2 separate regions of the Homo sapiens genome follow, and region 1 is linked to region 2. A link is a loop called in an ENCODE intact Hi-C map of the cell type or tissue named here. Cell type or tissue: ascending aorta. All regions are shown on one strand. Each heading gives the region's core, and the rest is flanking DNA. Links, peaks and the distances in the headings are about the cores only.

What was found. A loop is a pair of places that touch in the nucleus more often than their neighbours do. Peaks named below come from ENCODE experiments on the same cell type or tissue, not always from the same donor. Only the 100,000 strongest peaks of a DNase experiment are listed, where the experiment ranks them.
Region 1: it touches region 2 in a loop (2.0-fold over the local background); 1 of 110 quality-filtered maps calls a loop at or near these places.

What each region holds. Positions count from the first base shown.
Region 1 is chr1:3,391,154-3,395,984 of GRCh38, forward strand. The region is part of intron 4 of PRDM16 (PR/SET domain 16); the gene reads left to right. Among named protein-coding and RNA genes, the nearest start is that of ARHGEF16, 61 kb to the right of the region's middle. RefSeq lists enhancers at 244-745, 4,181-4,831. In ascending aorta, for the core only: no CTCF peak of the experiment used is centred there; a DNase peak (open chromatin) is centred at 2,548; H3K4me3 peaks cover 2,468 bases; H3K27ac peaks cover 4,000 bases.
Region 2 is chr1:3,192,507-3,197,337 of GRCh38, forward strand. The region is part of intron 2 of PRDM16 (PR/SET domain 16); the gene reads left to right. LOC107984909 (a long non-coding RNA gene) reads left to right here. Exons shown (of 2, transcript XR_001737869.2): 1 at 1-1,210; 2 at 2,327-3,020. Among named protein-coding and RNA genes, the nearest start is that of MIR4251, 67 kb to the left of the region's middle. In ascending aorta, for the core only: CTCF peaks have their summits at 2,943 (motif pointing right) and 3,150; DNase peaks (open chromatin) are centred at 2,795 and 3,145; H3K4me3 peaks cover 558 bases; H3K27ac peaks cover 4,000 bases.

The sequences.
Region 1 (4,831 bases), core at 264-4,263, 200 kb after region 2:
ATTAAAAATCATAGATTGTTAATTTGGTTAAGGCAGGCAGGAGCCTCCCACCATGCGACACAGTTTACCCCCTTGAAATGGGCGGGAGGAGGGCAGGGGGCTCCTTCGGTATTTCATAACCAGCTTACAAAAGACTCCAAAATACATGCAGGTTGCTTTGATTCCCATTTTACGGGGCCCCCTTTGGAACAAACTGATCCTCTTCTTGGTGAAGAACAAGGTTTAAATTCAACTGTGCCGTCTGAACCGCTACGCAAACCACCTGTCAGGATTTGTATATTCCTTTCCTGCTCGTTACAGGCTCACTTTACTAGACGAAGCTATTTAAGAATGATCAAGGTAATTTAACTGTGGACTCGTCATTTATATTTTTATAATCCAGATCCAAACCACACAACTAAGAAACAGATAAGTGTGCACAGAGTTTTATTTCATGTCTGGGTCGCTGGGATGGTGACGGCATATCGCACACCACACAATAATAAAACTTAGGCTTAATAAAAATGCTTCAGCTATGTGCAGGACAAGAGGAAGGTGGCGAAGCCCGGGACTCCAGCGGGCTTTTCCTCGCTCTGCCAGAGGATAGGACTGTCTATAGTCTGGGAGCCTGACTGTGGTCTCCTCCAGCCGCTCAGCACGGAGGAAGCCGGAAATTGAGGCCGGCCAGAGGCAGGCTCCCAAGCACAGGCGTGCACAGGGTAGGGAGAAAGGAGACCCCTGCCCAAACCCCAGCGCTGCAAATCGGGGTGCTGCCCCTGCTGGCGCTTAGGGCATCATCACTACGACATGCTCAGCTCCTGGGCCGGCCTCGGGGCTCGGGGATCATCACAGCGCTTTCCCACACTCACAGCGTGTGGAGACAGCAAGGAGTTAAAATGAAGCCGGGAGCAGCACTGAGACCCAGCCACCTCCGCTAAAACCAAAATGCAGGGGACGATCCTCAGCCCAACATCCTCTCTCTCTCCCAAGGCCAGGTGAGAGGCAGACCGGGTCACCAGGGGAATCTGCTTTTGGGAAATGGTTTCAAAGAATTCCGATTCCACTGGCTGCTTTCACGTGTTTTGTGAGAAAAGCCTCTTGCACAGTAAACTCAGGCACAGTTGAATTCTGAAATCCAGAATGGTGAGCGATTGAGTTTTTTCCAGTAAGCACACGGAAGGAGGGTTCACCTACTTGATTCAAGCCTGCCTTTAAAGTTTATTACGCTGGTCAAAAAGAGACAAGAAAGCCCAAAAGTTCGCTTGATGGAAAAAATTCATTTATTCCAGGAAAGAGAAAACAAGAACGGCCGCTGCTCAGATTCAACCCAGTTCCTTTTAGTCTGCAGTCCGGTGATTCCCACCTGGTGGAATTTGCATGGAGTTTTTCGTCTATTTGTATTGTTAAATTCTATGATTAAGCGGGAATGAGAACCGTACCACTAAGAGCTTCATATTCGAAAGTCGTCTCTTTTCTTGTGAATTGATTTGATATTTTAAAAACTTTCTTTAAAGACCTGTAAGGAGAAGGTATCCCAAAGCTGGCAGCCATTGTAAATGTAAATGATTTCTGTGTCTTAAAGAATATTGCTGGGAGCAATGATACTAATTTTCATAAAAGGCTCTGTCTGAATGAACGTGGCCTGGGCTGACTCTAGGCTCTTCTCGGGCAATTTCTCTGCCTTCTGTTGAGAACGTGGCCATTTATTTGTCCCAGAAGTCCACTTACCTACAAGAAGCCGCCTCTTTGTGTCTGGAAAGTGATAAAAGGGGGAGAAAATAGGCAGGGTCATGCTAAATACAGTTTGAATTCGGAGGACCTGTGTTTCGTGTTGTTCACCCACGTTCAGTCAAGTCATTGTTGTTACAAAGAGAACCTGAAGTGTTGGAACAAGGACTTAACTTCAGATCCAGTCTGTTTGGCATCATTATTTTTTTAAAGCCATTTACAGCAGACATTTATTGGCGCTAGTAAACTCAGCTGTTGTTAAGAGGGTTCCCCACCCTCTCAGATCCTTAAACCAAAGGGAAAATTCCAGCCTTGCCCGTGCAACACAACCCGGGGACTTAGGCACGACTTCAACAGCATAGCGGAGGCGAGTGTTTATAAAAAGGCATAGATGCCTAGATGCTGTCGCTTAAGCAAATATACTGTTCTTCTTCCTTTCCGGCGGCCAGTCGTCCTCCCTGAGGCCGCTGCTGGGGGCTAAAGGCTATCAGAGACTCCAGACTTTATTTTTGCTTCAACAGACTTCTCCCACCATGCTGACTTAGCGCGGTCTGAGCAGGACCCACCGCGGGTCTCACGAGGAAAGGAGGATTATAAGCAGACGGCAGGAATGTGTAGGGAGCTGCAGTCATAATTTATGACAAGCCCTGCAGGAAGGGGTCTGCAGTACAGTAAATGCGCAATTTGTGACGCTCTCGAGCCAGGAGCCGGCGCAGGCTGGGTCCGCAGACGCCCGGTTCCCACCGCGGCCGGCCCGGTCTTTGTCCCGGGAAGTCGCCTGACCCCGCCGGCCAGGAACAGTGGCGTTCTCGGCGCGTCTGGCTGATAAGGCCTTTGTGACACCGGGGACAGGCTGTAAAAACGCAGCCAGCTTTTGTCTGCACCTCCGCGCCGCTGGCAAGGGCGGGGCCGGCGAGTGTGGAAAAGTTTGCGCGGATTCCCGTTCACCTCTGACCCCCGAAGCAGTTGGAGGCAGGTCGGGGACCCCCGCCCCCGCCCCGCCCCGCCTCGGGCCCTGCGATCAGCAGTAATAGCGATTAATTCCGACTGTGGCTCCAAGTCCCATGGCCAAGGCGCCCTCCTCCTGCAGGTCCAGGGCCAGGGAGGGGGAGCCCGCGGCCCGGCGCGCTAGACCCTCCCGCGGCGGCGGCGGCTCCAGGGCAGTGTCCGCGCCGGAGGGGAGGGTCCCCCGGCAAGTCTGCTGCCCTCGGAGCCGGGGTGGGGTCCCAGGAGACACCGGGGGCCCTCGGATTGGGGGAAGAGGTGGGGGAAGGGGTTTCCTTCCGCAGCGCCGCGGATCAGAGGAGGGAGGCCTGGCGCCCTCGGAGCTGCGGTGGGGGGCATCCCAGGAGATCTGGCTCGGTGTGTAGAGAAGGGAGTCCGGGCGGCGTCCTGGGAGTGTCTGTGGCCTGCAGAGAGGGGATGGGGTTGGGGTGTGGATCCCGGGAGGCTCGGAGGCGCTCGGAGGCTCTCGGAGGGGGCCAGGCGGAGGATCCAGGAGGGCCGCCCAGCCCCCGTCCGCCCACCCAGCCCTCTGCCCGCCAGTGGAGCGGAGCCGAGAAGCAGGGAGTGCGGGAGGATGCCCGAGGTCTCACGTCAGGACCCTCGACGGGGGTGGGGTGGAGAGGGAGGTGGTGGGTGGGGTGGGTGGTGCGGCCTGGAGTGGAGCCAAGGGGCGGGCGGCCAGGGTCCACATTGCCCTCTAACGGGACCCCTCGAGAAGCCTCAGCCTCGCCCGCTGACCCTCCTCTCTCCTGCCCAGGGCCCGGGCCAGGCCACCTGCCCCACGGGCATCAGCCAGGCCGGGCAGTCACTCAGCAGCCCCTTCCACTTGCGCCTGCTACAATGCCACTCACGGCACCGCTCAGAGGGTCACCCGGGCTTTGTCCCAGCTGGCGCTTCTCATCCCGCACTTTGGGCCCGATTTTCTAATACAGTGGCTCAAGTTTCTTTTTTAAAAAAGAGACAATGATTCAGCCACTGTGTGATTTTTTTTTTTGATAAGATGATACAAAACTGGGGTCCTAATAATAATGGGTTTAATTGAAGAAGTTACCATGGGCCAGTTTCTCCTCTCCACTTTTACATCTCCTCATAATTTTAGCAACTTACCTGACGCCCCATAAGGGAACTTCACACACTACTGACAGAGGCCGTGCACCTGCCTGTCCTCCTTCGTGCAGTTCCTGTCTGGGTGTCTTGGGAGTAGCAGACACTGGGCATTACCGTCACGCTGTGACTTATGTGTGTCTTTTGAGAGTTCCTTGGTGTCATTCTGGAGTCAGTTGGGACTGGCAGATTGTAGTGAAATTCACAATGTGGGGGACATGGGGGAGGAGCATGCAGGGGCCACACCCAGCCCTGTCTCGGGGGTGCCCAGCTGTGTCCAGCCACAGACCCCAGCCAGGTCCAGGTGCTGGAGAGCCTGGCCTGACACAGGATGGTCAGTGGGGATGGGAGTGTCACCCACAAGGATGGCCACGTCCCCTCAATCCCTGGGAGCCCTTCCCTTTCTGAGTCTAGACCCACTCTGTTTTCTTGGAGGAGCCTCAGCCCCAGGTCTCGCAGGGGCAGGTGGATTTCCCTTGGGCCTCTCCCCAGCCTCACAGCCAGTCCTCCGGCCAGGCCTGCAGTTCCCTGGAAGCTCCCCAGTTACTGTGATCAGAAGAGAGTCTCAAACACCCACATGTGCAGGGTGGGCAGTGACTCCCCCAAGAGAAACACACCTGCCGCCAGACACTCCCGGACCGAAGACACAGGGTTCCTTGTGCTGGCGGCATGGCCCGTGCCCTGGCCCAGGCCTCAGATGGCCTGGCCTCCCCTTTGTGAACTGCTAATTTTCTTCATCTCGACCACCACTTCCACACCCCAAGACAACCTCCTCTTTTCAGGAGGCCCCTGGCAAGCTGCAGTGACACAGCCCCCAACAGCACTGCTCAGTGAGCAGAGTTCCAAATGGAGGTCCCCTCGCCCCCAGGGCTTGACCAGGCTGCAGAATCTACCTGAGCCCACCAGTTCTCAAGGGTGTCCTCCATCCCAGACTCCCGCCTGTGGGGTCAGCAGCAAGGCGCCAAGCTGACAGTGGGCACACAGTCCTGCCCGCCCCAGCCTTCCTGGCTCATGG
Region 2 (4,831 bases), core at 528-4,527:
TGGGTTTGGGGAAGTAGGAGGTCCTATTGGAGGCTCTGCCTTTCTACCGTTTTCATGGCAGTGGGCGGGGCTTGGTGCTGGTGTAGGAGCTGGACTTAGACCCCTCCGTCGGTCCTGGGCTGGGGAATCAAGGTGAGCTTGGCCACAGGTCTGAGCCCAGGCAGAAGCGACCCTGTTTTAACCAAGCCCCAGCTCCTGCCCAGGAGGGATTGTCGAGGCTCCTGGGACTCTGCTTCAGTCCCTTTCAGTCCCTGTGGCCCATGAGCAAACAGGAAACCAAGATCAACCCAGAGACAGACACACCCGGCTGCCTTGTTGCCATAAAGACCCTCGGTGCTCAAAGTGTGGTCCCTGAGCCAGCAGTGCTGGCCTCCCTGCAGGTTTGTTGGAAATGAAGAACCTTGGCCCCTCTCTGGGACTCACTGAGTCACCACCTGCAATTGAGCGAGATCCCTGGTGATTCATGTGCACAGCTGAGTTTAGGAAGGACCCGGCCAGACAGCGAGTACCCAGCAGTCACAGCGGCCAGACGGCGAGTACCCAGCAGACACAGCGGCCAGATGGTGAGTACTGAGCAGACGCAGCGGCCAGACGGCGAGTACCCAGCAGACACAGCGGCCAGACGACGAGTACCCAGCAGACGCAGCGGCTTACCAGGGGGCAGCTTTGGGTGTGTTGCAGGCATTGGGAGAGTCACCAATGTTCCCTGACGCTGTGGAAGGATGCACTGCCTTCCTGCCCGTCCCGCCTCCAGGGCTGACCTCCTGAGGCTTCGGGCTCCTGCCCGGCCCCCCAAGGGGATGGAGCGGCAGCTCCCACCAGTGCCAGGTCTAGCCATTCCTAGGAGATCTCCAGGCTGCCTCATGGCTCTGGGATTCAGGAAGAAGGGGCACCTGCCAGCCACCAGAGGCTGGTTTGAACCCAGAAGTGTTTGACATAGCTCTCCTCTGTAGAAGCAGAACTTGTGTGTCCAGCGCCCACTGCTCAGTGGGCTGGGTGCTCCCTTTGCACCCCTGGAGCTGTCCACAGCCATGGACCTCCGCACTCTCCATCCCATCCGGCTCTGGGGGACCCCAGGATGGCAGGCAAGGAAGGCTCAACCCAGGGAGCTCCTGTGGCTCAGACATATTCTGAGAAGTGCGCCCACCCAGCCGGGGAGGAGGTGCAAGCCCCTGCCCCCCAACAATGTCTGCTGAATGCATAGGAAAATGTAAGAGTGAGTGCCCCTCCCACATGTCGGTCTGTACTGGGGGAGGGGGTGGTCAGGAAAGCTCCCAAGTCCTTCCCGGGTGCCTGAGACCTGAGGGCAGAGGCTGGGGGCTGCGGGCTCCCCTTCACTGTGTGTTCGTGTTGCCTGGGGAGCATGGGAAATACAGGTGTCAGGCCTGCCTTGGAGATGCTGGGCTGGGGCCAGGGAGGGTGACCAACCTCCCTGTTTGCCCAGGAACGTCCCAGTGTCAGACCCAAAGTCCTGGCACACCCCTCTGGCATCAGGCATGTGAAAGCTCCCAGGAGATCCTAATTTACGGCCTGGGCCGAGAGCAGCTGACCTAGATAGGAGGAGTGGAGAGCCCGCCTGCATGTCCTGTCCGGCACCTGCACCAGACCGCCGGGCAAGGGACAGGTGGGAGGGCTGAGGAACAAGGGCTCCCAAAGCACTCGTCTGGCCTTCTGCAACGCTCAGTGCACACTGGGGGGCTATTTAGGATGGTTGTTGAGGGCATTTAGTCACTCAGCAGACAACCGGCTCATCTCAGGTCCTGCAGAGGTGTTCACTGGTACCTCCCTGTGCAGGGCGCTTCCTTCTGTCTCTCCCATGCCCCTTTCACCCTGGAGCTGAGCCCCGCCATAAGCCCTCCTTGCTGGCCTGCTGTGGGGGCAGCCGGCGCTCATTGGCTGAGCTCTTAGATCACCCTATTACGCCTTATCCTTTAAATTCCAACAGAGGGGAAGGGGTAGACCATGGCAGGTGCTGGGGACCTCGGCTCAGGCTGGAGTCTCAGGGAGGGAGGCTGGGGCAGGTCTGATAATATCAAGGCTGGACTCTGCGGCAACTGGCCACTGTCTCCCCACCACACGCCACCGTCTCCCCACCACACGCCACCGTCTCCCCACCACACGCCACCGTCTCCCCGCCACACGCCACCGTCTCCCCGCCACATGCCACCGTCTGATCGCCACACGCCATCGTCTCCCCGCCACACGCCACCGTCTCCCCGCCACACGCCACCGTCTGATCGCCACACATTAGGGCTTGGTATTCTCAGTCCCACGTTTTATCATCTAAACGCCAAAACTCGTTCCTGGCCTGCCCTTTCTCTCCAAGGTTCCCAGATGCACGCTCCACTGCCCACACCACCCCCACGGTTGAGTGGGCTCGGCCCCGGGACGTGGCCTGGCTCTGGGCACCTCTGCTGCTCCACTCTGCGTGGAGAGTTCTGCGTGAGGCCAGGAAGCTTTGCCGCGCTTCCCCACTCAGGAGCTTCTGGATGTTTCTATGGAGGCCTCACGTCTAAAACCGTGAGCGCACCGGCCAGTGGATGCTCTGAGGAGTGTTCCCGTGGAGCCAGCACCGGGCAGCTCGGCGAGGCACACAGCGTCGGGATTTGGAGAGAGACGGGGCCCTGTGGGATGGTGCGGAGCCTGAGGCCACCGTGGGGACAGGGATGCAGAGAAACCCATGGGCCTCGGCGTTGCTCCGGGAGAAGCCGGCAGTGCCGTGGAGGAGTCACAGCACAGGCTTCCCATGTCCCCCGGCACCGTGACATCAGCCCTAGACGTTTTTAGCCCAAGAATGCCATGAAATCCTGCACTATCTTCGGCCCGGCTCGGAGGCACGGGTATATAAGGAATTTTAGAAAAAAGGAGAGAGAATGACTAAGAATACCTCCCTGATGGCTCTCCTTTACTTCCTTAAGGGGTAATAACTCCGCTGCAGCCCAGCAGAGGGGACTTTCTTTAAATAGAGCATTCTGATTCACAAGCGAAAAAGGAAATAAATATTTTCTTTTCATATTCGAGAGACATCTGTGAATACCAACTTCTTAAATAGTATTTTGCCAATCGCATCCCACACGCCCCGCCCCCCCTGTCCCAGTGACACCCAGAGCCCACCCTTACTCAGGAACCGGCCGCTTGTACCAAGAGACCTGAAAACATCATCAGGGCTGCCAGCCTGAAAATGTCTTCAGGGTTTTGCCAGAAGCAGGAGGGAGAAGGGCTTCTGCGTGGGGGCGTGGCCCAGCCTCCCCCTAGGTCCCCCAAGGCTCCCTGTGAGAACAGGGTGCTCCGGAGCCTCCTGCCCTTTTCCTTCCTCCCTTTCTTTCTTCCTTAGGGAAAATAAGGATTGGATGTGAAGGGAGTATGACAGAGGCATGTGGCCTCTGTATGGGCCTGGTGGGCACCTGCCGTGTGCCCTGGTCTCTGTGAGGCTCTGTCTACACTGGGACCCTCCCAGCTGTGCTGTGATTAGGACACAGCCACCCTCGCTCTGACAGGGGAACCCGGGGCTGAGAAGGAAGGAATAGCTCCCAGCCCCCAGGTTTGTCCATGCAGGGGCCCAGAGGCAGGTGTGGGTCCCGCTCAGTGACCCCAGCAGGAGCTCACTGGGGGCAGCCAGGCTCTTGCCAGGTGGGAGAGGCACAGGTGAGCTCCAGCAGGGGCGGCAGCTGGGCCCAGACCCGGTTCCTGCCCCCACTAACAGCATGTAGGTGGGGCAGTCTCAACTCTGCGCCTTGCAGGCCGATTGCCTGGGCCCAGTGCCTCATGCTCCTGCCTGAACATGGCTCTGTCCTCTGCAGGTCCCTGACCCAGCCGGGCCCTGGAACTTGACTTCACTACAGCCGATGGCCCTCTCTGGGCTTGGGGGAATTCTGTGTCGTAAACATGACCTCAGCCCCACTTTTTCTCAGAAGCTGCTGTCCCCTTGTTTGAAAGCAGGTCCCAAATGTAGACCCATGGGCCCTTGTGGGGCCTGAGAATGCTGGGGACACTTGGCAGAGAGTGAGGCTCACCGCCCGGTGCCCCTGCCTGAAGCTGGGATTCTGCGGTGGCCCCAGGGTGCCCGTGGCACCAGAGAGGGGTTCAGCCAGGAACCGCAGGGGTTCCTGACCCAGATGGTCAGCCTGTGAGACCCCCACCCAATTCCAGGCCACATTCTCTACCTACTACTGGCTGAGAGTTCCCGGGGGAGGTCCCAGGAGTCTGCATTCTGAGAAGCGATCATTGTGGGGCACTTGGAGGAGTCCAGCCCAGGAGGAGGCCCTGGGAAAGGGGCCCGCCCTGAACTTCCTTCCTCCCCTACCCATGGGAGCCCAGAGAGGCTTTTCCTAAAGGTGCCGAGGCTGACGGGTAGCAGCAGAGCCTTTCCTGACCACAGGCCTCAGCAGGGCAGGTGGAAGGAGCAGAAGCTGGAGCTGCGAAGAGGCGGGTGCCTGGGTCCACTGGGGGACCCCACTGTTGCCCAGGGGGGTCTGTGCAGCCGCTGAGGCTGGGGGGTGAGCTTCACACCACTGGCTCATCAGCATGGCTCCTGTCCCCGGCCACAGCTGCACGAGGCGGCCCGAGGCTGACCAGCCACGCGCCCCCGGGCATGGAGTGATGGCTAAGATAGGAGGGGCCCCTTGTCATACCTGAGTCCCCCTTGGGACATCACCATCTCCTCCCCCTCCCAGTGCAGTTATGAACTGGGCCCCAGGGAGGGAAAGAGTCATATGCGACCATGGGCTGGGTGGACCCAGGACAAGAGCCCAGGGTCCCGACCCCCAGGCGGGCCCTTTCTGCCCCTGCAGCTCCCAGATGTCAGCTGTGAGCAGGGCAGGCCCCTCCTTCC